Regions from separate parts of the Homo sapiens genome. Here region 1 is linked to region 2. Evidence: chromatin contacts called from ENCODE Hi-C data. All regions are on one chromosome and are shown on one strand. The core of a region is the stretch at or near the end of the contact, and the rest is flanking DNA. Distances in the headings are between cores, read along the strand shown. Region 1 holds the start of EIF6 (eukaryotic translation initiation factor 6). Region 2 holds the start of PLAGL2 (PLAG1 like zinc finger 2).

Region 1 (3,931 bases), core at 1,432-3,931, 3.1 Mb after region 2:
CCATTCTCCTGCCTCAACCTCCCAAGTAGCTGGGACTACAGGCACCCGCCACCACACCTGGCTAATTTTTTTGTATTTTTAGTAGACACGGGGTTTCACCGTGTTAACCAGGATGGTCTCGATCTCCCGACCTCGTGATCCGCCCGCCTCGGCCTCCCAGAGTGCTGGGATTACAGGCGTGAGCCACCATGCCCGGCCAGCAGCACTATTCCTAACAGACCAAAGTGAAAACTGCCCAAATGCACTGTCGATGGAATGGATGAATACGTTGTGATATACTTACACAAAACACACCATACAGCAACAAGAATGAACAATCTACAAATACACGCCAATCAATTTCTGAATTCCAGGTCACTCCCATCATAAAATACACAAGGACTAAGCTAAAATCTCCCTTGTTGTCAGAACTTGCTTCAAGTCCTAAGGGCATGGTTAGAGATCAGAGTATTTTAACTGAATAGGAAAATACTTTGAGGTCACTAGGCTTAAGTTTTTGTTGTTGTTGTTTTTTGTTTTTTGTTTTTTTTTGAGACACAGTTTCACTCTTATTGCCCAGGCTGAAATGCAATGGCACAATCTCAGCTCACCGCAGGGTGAGCTCCACCTCCAGGGTTCAAGCAATTCTCCCGCCTCAGCCTCCCAAGTAGCTGGGATTATAGGTATGCGCCACCACACCCGGCTAATTTCTGTATTTTTAGTAGAGACGGGGTTTCTCCATGTTGGTCAGGTTAGTCTCGAACTGCTGACCTCAGGTGATCCACCTGCCTCGACCTCCCAAGCAGGCTTAAGATTTTTAAAAATTAAAGTAAAAGTAAAAAAATAAAATAAACAGACTTCTAAAAGTGACCTCAATGAGCAGAACTAAGAAACAATGGGCAGCAGTAATGGAAGACAGATCCAGCTTAATGAAAGGACCGGCCGGGCGCAGTGGCTCACGCCTGTAATCCCAGCACTTTGGGAGGCCGAGGTGGGAGGATCACCTGAGGTCAGGAGTTCAAGACCAGCCTGGCCAACATGGTGAAACTCCATCTCTACTAAAAATACAAAAAAATTAGCCGGGTGTGGCGGGATGCGCCTGTAATCCCAGCTACTTGGGAGGCTGAGGCAGGAGAATCACTTGAAGAGAGTGTTGCAGTGAGCCAAGATCGTGCCATTGCACTCCAGCCTGGGCAACAAGAGCGAAAACTCCATCTCAAAAAAAAATAATAATAATAATAAAAAGGAAAGGACCAACGACCAGAATTAACAGTGCTGACAGGTAGGAAGGTAGGGTAGAGATGTGGTAAAGGGAATTTAAGATTCCAACGTAACTGAGCAGGAAGACCGCATATCTTAGCTAATCTTTACAGAGACAGAAATGGATGCTTAGAAAGAGAAAGCACCTTGCCCAGTCAGTGGCAGGGAGAGATGAGATACAAATCCTCGGCTGGGTATAGTGGCTCTCGCCTATAATCCCAACACTTTAAGAGACCAAGGTAAGAAGATCACTTGAGCCCAGGAGATCAAGGCCAGGCTGGGCAACACAGGGAGGCCGCGTCTCTACCAAAAATGTAAAAATTAGCCAGGTGTGGTGGCACGTGCCTGTGGCCCTAGCTACCTGGTAGGCTGAGGTGGGAGGATCACTTGAGCCTAAGAAGTTGAGGATGCAGACAGCTGTGATCTTGCCACTGCACTCCAGCCTGGGCGAAAGAGCAAAAATCTGGCCTCAAAAAAAAAAAAAAAAGAGAAAAATCCTTCTCCAACACTAGGAACTAGGTGTGGAACTTACTGAGTCACTTAGGTCAAGTCTCAACTTCCTCATCAGTCAAGTTAGGCCAGTAACTCCTACCTTCTAGTGTCTTTGTGACGAAGGAATGAGAACAGGAGTGAAAGCACTTTACATTATTTGTTATTACTATTATCCAGCAGCCTTTGCTAGAGGGTTGCCCCGATCTCCTGACGCTTGGCCTGAGAGATTCTATAGTGCCCAGAGATAACAGATGATACCCTGGGAATCCCTAGGTCACTCCGGGTTCCCTCCGGGGGTGTAATTAATGGTGCTTGGAGACCACTCCCTCCCTCGGCGTCCTCCACCTGCCTTACCCACACACATGCGCCCGATGATGCGGCAGCCGGCGATAGACGCGTGCACCACGGGGATGGTATCGGAGAGCTCGCCCTCGAACACACTGTAGGGACATGGACTCGGTGGTGGCGGGGCAGAGGGGCCGGCACCCTCCCACTGCCGGAGCTCTTGACTCCTGCGCACGCCTCCCCGCCACCGTAAGCCCCGGGGCTCCCGCCGCACCTGTAGAAGTTCTCTGAGCCTCCGATCGCTACCAGACAGTAGGTGTTGGTGAGCTTGGCAAAGCAGCCGATCTCACAGTTGTTCTCGAACGAAGCTCGGACCGCCATGAGGCCTAGGGGCGGCGGAGGCGGGAGTTCAAGGCCGGCGGATCCTTTCCCAAGTATCCCGGCCTCCGTCCCTCAGGCCCCGCCGCGACCCCGCCCCTCTCGGCCTCCCGGCCCCTCCGTCCTCGGGTCCCGCCCACTGGGCCCCCACCAGAACCTCCGGCCCTGAATCCTCTGGCCCCCACCCCTCCCGACCCAGGACCGGAGCTGACCCTCCCAGGTTCCCCTCACACCAGCTTACCAAGTAACCAGTAACAAGCTCCGCACGCGGCGACTGTACCTTGGACTCCCTAAAAAGGTTTCCGTTTCCACTTCCGTCCAGGGAGACTTCCGGGAGAGCCCGGCGCTCCCCGCCACGCATCCAGCCCCTCTACCTCCGGCCTCCGGCGGACTCTATGGTCGCGAGCGGTCTGGGCGCGACCCCGCCTGGCCCCACGCCTAGCCTGCTCGCGTTCATTCATTCATTATTCATTCAGGAGCTTTTTAGGAGCTGTCATCGACCTAGACCTCCGGCTGGTCGGTTGTGAGGCATGAGGGAGAGGAGGGGCCAGGAGTGTCTCGCGGAAGGGTTGATGATGGAGGTATTGATGGAAATGAAGCCGGAGGAAGGGCAGGTTTGGGGAAAGGGATGAGTCCAGCTGTGCCTTGAGGGACAGAAGTCCATGTCTGGAGCCCAGCAGGGGAGTGGAGTGCTGACGAATGAGATGAGGGGCTGAAGACGGGTGGACTAGAAGAGGCTACCCATGGAGAGAGTTCCAGGAGGCAGAAGTGCGGCCAGACCGAGGCTGGAGAAAGAGCGCAGCCAGAGACGGAAAGGCAGCCAGGCTGCAGGTGCTGGAGAGAGGGGAGGACTGAGGAAGCAGGGGCTCAGGAAAAGGCTGGAAAGGGGTCCAGGGTGGGCAAGGATGTGGGTGCTGGTTGGCTTCCACGATGTGCCTCTCGCACGGCCTCTATCACTCACTCAGCAGCCAACTTCTGTCCCCAGGATAGTGATGGGGGCCAAGGGCCCTGCTGCACACTTGGACAGGATGAACTTGGCCCACATTTTGTAGAATCTGCAAAAGCCCCGGGTTCTCTCAAAATGTCACAGTGGTAACTTGGAGCCCCTGGACTCCCCCAATTCCTCCTTCGGCATTCACCCTCCTCCAGGGGTTTCCCCATAATTGGCCTGAATGGTGCCCTTCCCATTCCCCCAACGTGTCCCTCCCATAACTCCTCAAAGTTCAGGATACACCAGGCGCTGTGATTCACAATAAAGTCTGCCTTTATTGATGTGTATCATGTTTACTATCCCGGGTAAGTGGTGAGTTCAGGAAAATGGCCCACAACCTGTCACAGCCTGTACTTCAAGAGACACTCAGCAAGATGATGACGACGACAATGATGATGATGATGATGATGACTCAGCAAGATGATGACGACGACAATGATGATGATGATAATGATGATGTGTGTGTGTGTGTGTTTCCGGGTATCCACATACTCTGCTCTTCCTCACTCATTCACCTCAGACCCACTCAGTCCTCTTTAGGGCATC
Region 2 (4,368 bases), core at 598-3,097:
GGGTTAATCTTTGAGTGTTCTTAACTAAAGAGACCCACAGAGGATTAACAGCTCCACTTCAGTGACTACCCTAAAATAGCTTTTATCCTCCTGCCCAAGAGTTACTTGGGGATCTGAAGAACTCAATTCAACACCTGCCGGAGGAAATAGACCCAGAACGTTCCTTGGGATAGAATCTTCCCTTAAGCAGAACCCAAAATAGCAACTGGGAAATTATAAATAGACTTAGAGGAAAGAAAAAACAAAACAAAACAAAACAAAAAACAGATCCTGATCTCAGAACCAGAAACAAATCCTAAAACACACTGGTTGGCTGGAAAACAGTGAGAAGAGGGGAAATGGGAATGCTGTCGCCCCCTTCCCCCCCGCCCACTCCAGAGTGGTGGGAGAATTAAATTACAGGGAGGCTGGAGAGTCTCAATGACTTGCACCATTCCAAGAAACATCAAACAGGATTAACAGGGGTTGGATTTACTCTCAGGCTGCTAATTCTTCTGTCAGTGTAGATGGGCCCTCTTTGGAGTCTCTTTGATTCACTATTTCCTCAGATTCCTGCTGCCTCCCACTCCTGGGGAGGCCTTGAACAAATGGCTGCAACTCATCACAACCCCATTTTCATGGGGAGAAAACGTGATTCGACACCCCCGCTCCCAATCTGGTGGCCTCACCTTAGGAGAGAAAGGTTAGAAACCCAAGACCAGACTCTACACACAGTCCCATGGCTGACAGGTGGAAAAACACACAAGCCAGGAGACAGGCTAAGCTTGCAGGTGAAAGCACCGATTCCCCCACACAGGTGTCCCCATATCCTCCACCTAACAGGCCCCTTTCTCCCCACCAAGGTGGGCCACAGCCTGGTCCCAGGCCAACTTTTAGATCACCCCACTGTGGTGTGGGAAAGGTTCAATTCCCCGAGCCTGGGAGAGATGGGAGTGGATGAGGGCTGGAGAAGCAAAGGAAATCCAGGGAGAAGTCTGGAGGGAGTCTCTGGGATGGGAAGGAAGAGCGAGGATGGGAAGGAATCATGAGCAACTTTCCTGGGTCTCTAAGGGATCCCCACAAGAATGAAATGGGGGATTATAAGGGCTGGAAGGCTGGGGGGATGGGGATAGTCAGAAGTGTATCCTCTGAATTTCAAGAGGGTCTCAAAATGGGTAACGGGATGGAAGATGTCGAAAGCCTGGGAGTATGGCCACTGAGGAGGGAACTACAGGTGGGGCTTATTCGACTTCTCCAGACCCAGATATTTGAGGGAAGCCTCAAAGGGAGTTATGTAAGTCTGGAAAATGAAACAGGGTACAGAGCGGGCTATCTGGAGCAGGAAAGGGGGTTATGTGGGTCTGGGTAGGCGTGTCGGAGGGAGGGAGCAGGTGCAGCTTATCTGCGTCCCCCAGACCCGGGTCCCTGGTAAGGTCAGCAGCGCCTTATCTGGGTCTCCAGGGAGCCTAGGGGTCGGGAATGGGGGACCCTCAGGACTGCGTCTCCAGGTCTCGGAAGGGAGGGGACCGGTGGCTTCCTCGGGTCCCCCAGACACAGGTATGGGGTCCAGGGAGAGTTTTCGTCACCCCAGGGCCTATCTGGGGCCGGGTTGGCGCAGACCGGGCCCCGGGTCGGGGGTGTGGGCGACCGCGCTGAGGGGCCCGAGATGAGGCGCGCCGCCGCTCCGGGTACAGGGCGCGCGGACGCAGCGAGACGGCCTCCCGCCCCTCTCCCCGCCGTCCCCTGGGGCCCTCGCCGGCACTCACCGCGCTCGGGGCCCCACGCTGCGGGCCGGGCCGCGCTCGGGCTCCGCCAGGCCCCCTCAGGCCCCGGTAGTGGCGGCGGTCGGGCCATTGTGCGGTGCATTGTGGGAGCCGCGCGAGCGGGCGCTCGGGTCGTGGAGGGGGCGGTGCCGCGGGATCTCTATGGTCCCGCCCGCCCGCGGGCTAGAGCGGCCGGGGCGGTGCGCGGGCGGCGCGCAGGGACCGCTGGGAGCGGGGCGGGCGCTCGCGTCCCTCCTTCCCTCCCCGACTGTGCGCCGCGGCTGGCTCGGGTTCCCGGGCCGACATGGGCGCCGCCGCGTGGGCACGGCCGCTGAGCGTGTCTTTCCTGCTGCTGCTTCTGCCGCTCCCGGGGATGCCTGCGGGCTCCTGGGACCCGGCCGGTTACCTGCTCTACTGCCCCTGCATGGGTAAGGCCTCCCAAGCCCTCTGCTCAGATGGAGAAACTGAGGCCGGGAGAGGAAAAGCCACTCCTCAGATGCGCCCAGAGACACCTTCACAGGTCCAGGAGAGAACCTCAGAGCGGGACGGGGCATGCTCTTCTCCTCTCTGCCTTAGTTGCAAGGGCACAGAGGGGCCAACGTGTCCAACTTTCCATTTGACAGATGAGAAAACTGAGGCTGGGAGAGGTTACGTGACTTGCTTGAGGTCTAAGCCAGTCCAGGGTCCAGTAAATGGAGTTAGTGGGGCAGGACTTGATGTCACTGACCCACGCTGGCTCCTGGTGATTTTTCATTGATTCAGCAAATATTTATGGGGCACCTATTCTGTGCCGGGCCCTGTTCTCTGTACTGGGAATACCGCAGTGAATAAGATAAACTCCGTGTCCTTGTAGAGCCTTCATTTTAGTTGGGGAAGACAAACAATTGAGAATAAGTAGGCCAGGCGCGGTGGCTCACTTCTGTAATCCCACCACTTTGAGAGACCGAGGCAGGATCACTTGAAGCCAGGAGCTCGAGATCAGCCTAGGCAACATAGTGAAAATCCAATCTCAAAAAAAAAAAAAAAAAAAAAAAGCAGAGCGTGGTATCGTGTGCTTGTAGTCCCTTGGGAGTTATCTGGGCGGCTACTTGGGAGGCTGAGGTGGGAGGATCTCTTGAGCCGAGGAATTCGAGGCTGCAGTGAGCTCTGATCGTGCCACCGCACTGCCAGCCTGGGTGACAGAGTGAGACCCTGTCTCGAAACAAGCAAACCCAAAAAGGGGTAAACATAAAACAATAAATACATAGTTTCATAGAGGATGATGAATACTAAGGGAAAATAAAGAGAGCAGGGTAGGGGAGAATCTAAAGACCATGCCAGGTGCACAGTTGAAATGGGTATGGTGGATCATCATTGTGGAAGTGGATGATCTTAAGGCCCCCAGTGGCTTCCAGACTCCTGACCATGACTTTCAGGGCCCTGAATGATGTGGCCTCCACTGGCCATCTCCACAACTCCCTTCTCTGCTGATCCTCCAGCTGCAGCCACACTTAACTCCTTTGCGTTCCTCACACATGCTCAGGTCTTCCAGTCTGCACTGCTGCAGGTGGCGGTCCCTATGCCTGGAATCCTCTCCTCCATTTCTGCCTGACCAGCTGTTTCCCATCCTTTAGATCTCAGCCTAAATGTCACCAGAAAGGATTTCACTGACCTCTACCCAAGTAATCTCCTCATTACCCTATCACCAAACTTTTTTCATCTCTTTCTGGCAATTATCAACATTTTTCATGTATTTGTTTACATGTTTAGTGTCTCTGCAGTGAACTGTGAGTGCCTTAGGGGCAGAGGCCTTGTCCTTCTTGTTCATTCCTGTATCCCAGCACCTAGCACAGAGTCTGGCACATTGTGGCCTCTCAATCATATTTGTGAAATGAATGAACAGGTGCCATGCTGGGATTAAGAAAAGGAATCACACAGGGTCCTTGCTTCTGAGGCATTCACAGGCTGAGGAATCAGCCAGTACGAAGGCCAGGAAGTGAGCAAAGATACTTGAGGAAAATTGAAGAACTGAAGTAGCTCAGAGCCAAGGTGGGAGGTAAAGGAGGGAGAGTGAGTATGGCAGGGGATTGGTGAAAGGAGCCCAGTGAATGAGGCATTCGAGTTGCCCGTCCATGTGCAGGTGAATGGAGATAGAGGTAGAAGCTCTTCTGGCTGAGGGACAGCAAGATCAGAGGCATTGGGTGGGGATGGGAATTGTAGAGCATGTTGGGGAAACAGCAAGAAACCTGGAGTGGCGGAAGCAGTTGTTGCAGGACCTGAAGAGCCTTGGATATCAGACCCAAGAGTCCAGACTTGTTCTTATGCTGCCAGCTCCCCTAGTTCTCCTTGGTATCCCTGACTTTCTACCCCTGGCTCCACAACCTTTCTGAGCCCTGCATGCTCTATGCCCTCCATGCCCCAGGCCTCACCTCACCCGCAATGTACCATTTCCAGGGCGCTTTGGGAACCAGGCCGATCACTTCTTGGGCTCTCTGGCATTTGCAAAGCTGCTAAACCGTACCTTGGCTGTCCCTCCTTGGATTGAGTACCAGCATCACAAGCCTCCTTTCACCAACGTGAGTACTTCCCACTGACCTTGGCCTTTCTCCGCCCTTTCTCAGTCTTGCTTACTTACACTTAACCCTCA

Evidence for each region. Hi-C counts contacts between places; a loop is a spot of excess contacts on that map. Pooled maps may share reads with other maps.
Region 1: a map of CD4-positive, alpha-beta T cell shows a loop between it and region 2 (5-fold over the local background). The contact joins the promoter of EIF6 here to the promoter of PLAGL2 in region 2. A Hi-C loop is called at or near these places in 2 of 168 maps with a recorded cell type or tissue (CD4-positive, alpha-beta T cell and naive thymus-derived CD4-positive, alpha-beta T cell) and 7 of 50 pooled maps.

What each region holds. Positions count from the first base shown.
Region 1 is chr20:35,282,091-35,286,021 of GRCh38, forward strand. It overlaps EIF6 (eukaryotic translation initiation factor 6), which reads right to left and starts at 2,682. Exons shown (of 7, transcript NM_002212.4): 1 at 2,636-2,682; 2 at 2,291-2,402; 3 at 2,086-2,171. The coding sequence starts at 2,397. FAM83C (family with sequence similarity 83 member C) reads right to left here. Exons shown (of 4, transcript NM_178468.6): 4 at 3,641-3,931. It overlaps FAM83C-AS1 (FAM83C antisense RNA 1), which reads left to right and starts at 3,161. Exons shown (of 2, transcript NR_109815.1): 1 at 3,161-3,225; 2 at 3,380-3,682. RefSeq lists a silencer at 2,412-2,601 and an enhancer at 2,694-3,244.
Region 2 is chr20:32,205,896-32,210,263 of GRCh38, forward strand. PLAGL2 (PLAG1 like zinc finger 2) reads right to left here and starts at 1,848. Exons shown (of 3, transcript NM_002657.3): 1 at 1,746-1,848. POFUT1 (protein O-fucosyltransferase 1) reads left to right here and starts at 1,985. Exons shown (of 7, transcript NM_015352.2): 1 at 1,985-2,170; 2 at 4,176-4,297. The coding sequence starts at 2,047. RefSeq lists a silencer at 1,635-2,054 and enhancers at 1,819-2,732, 2,195-2,324.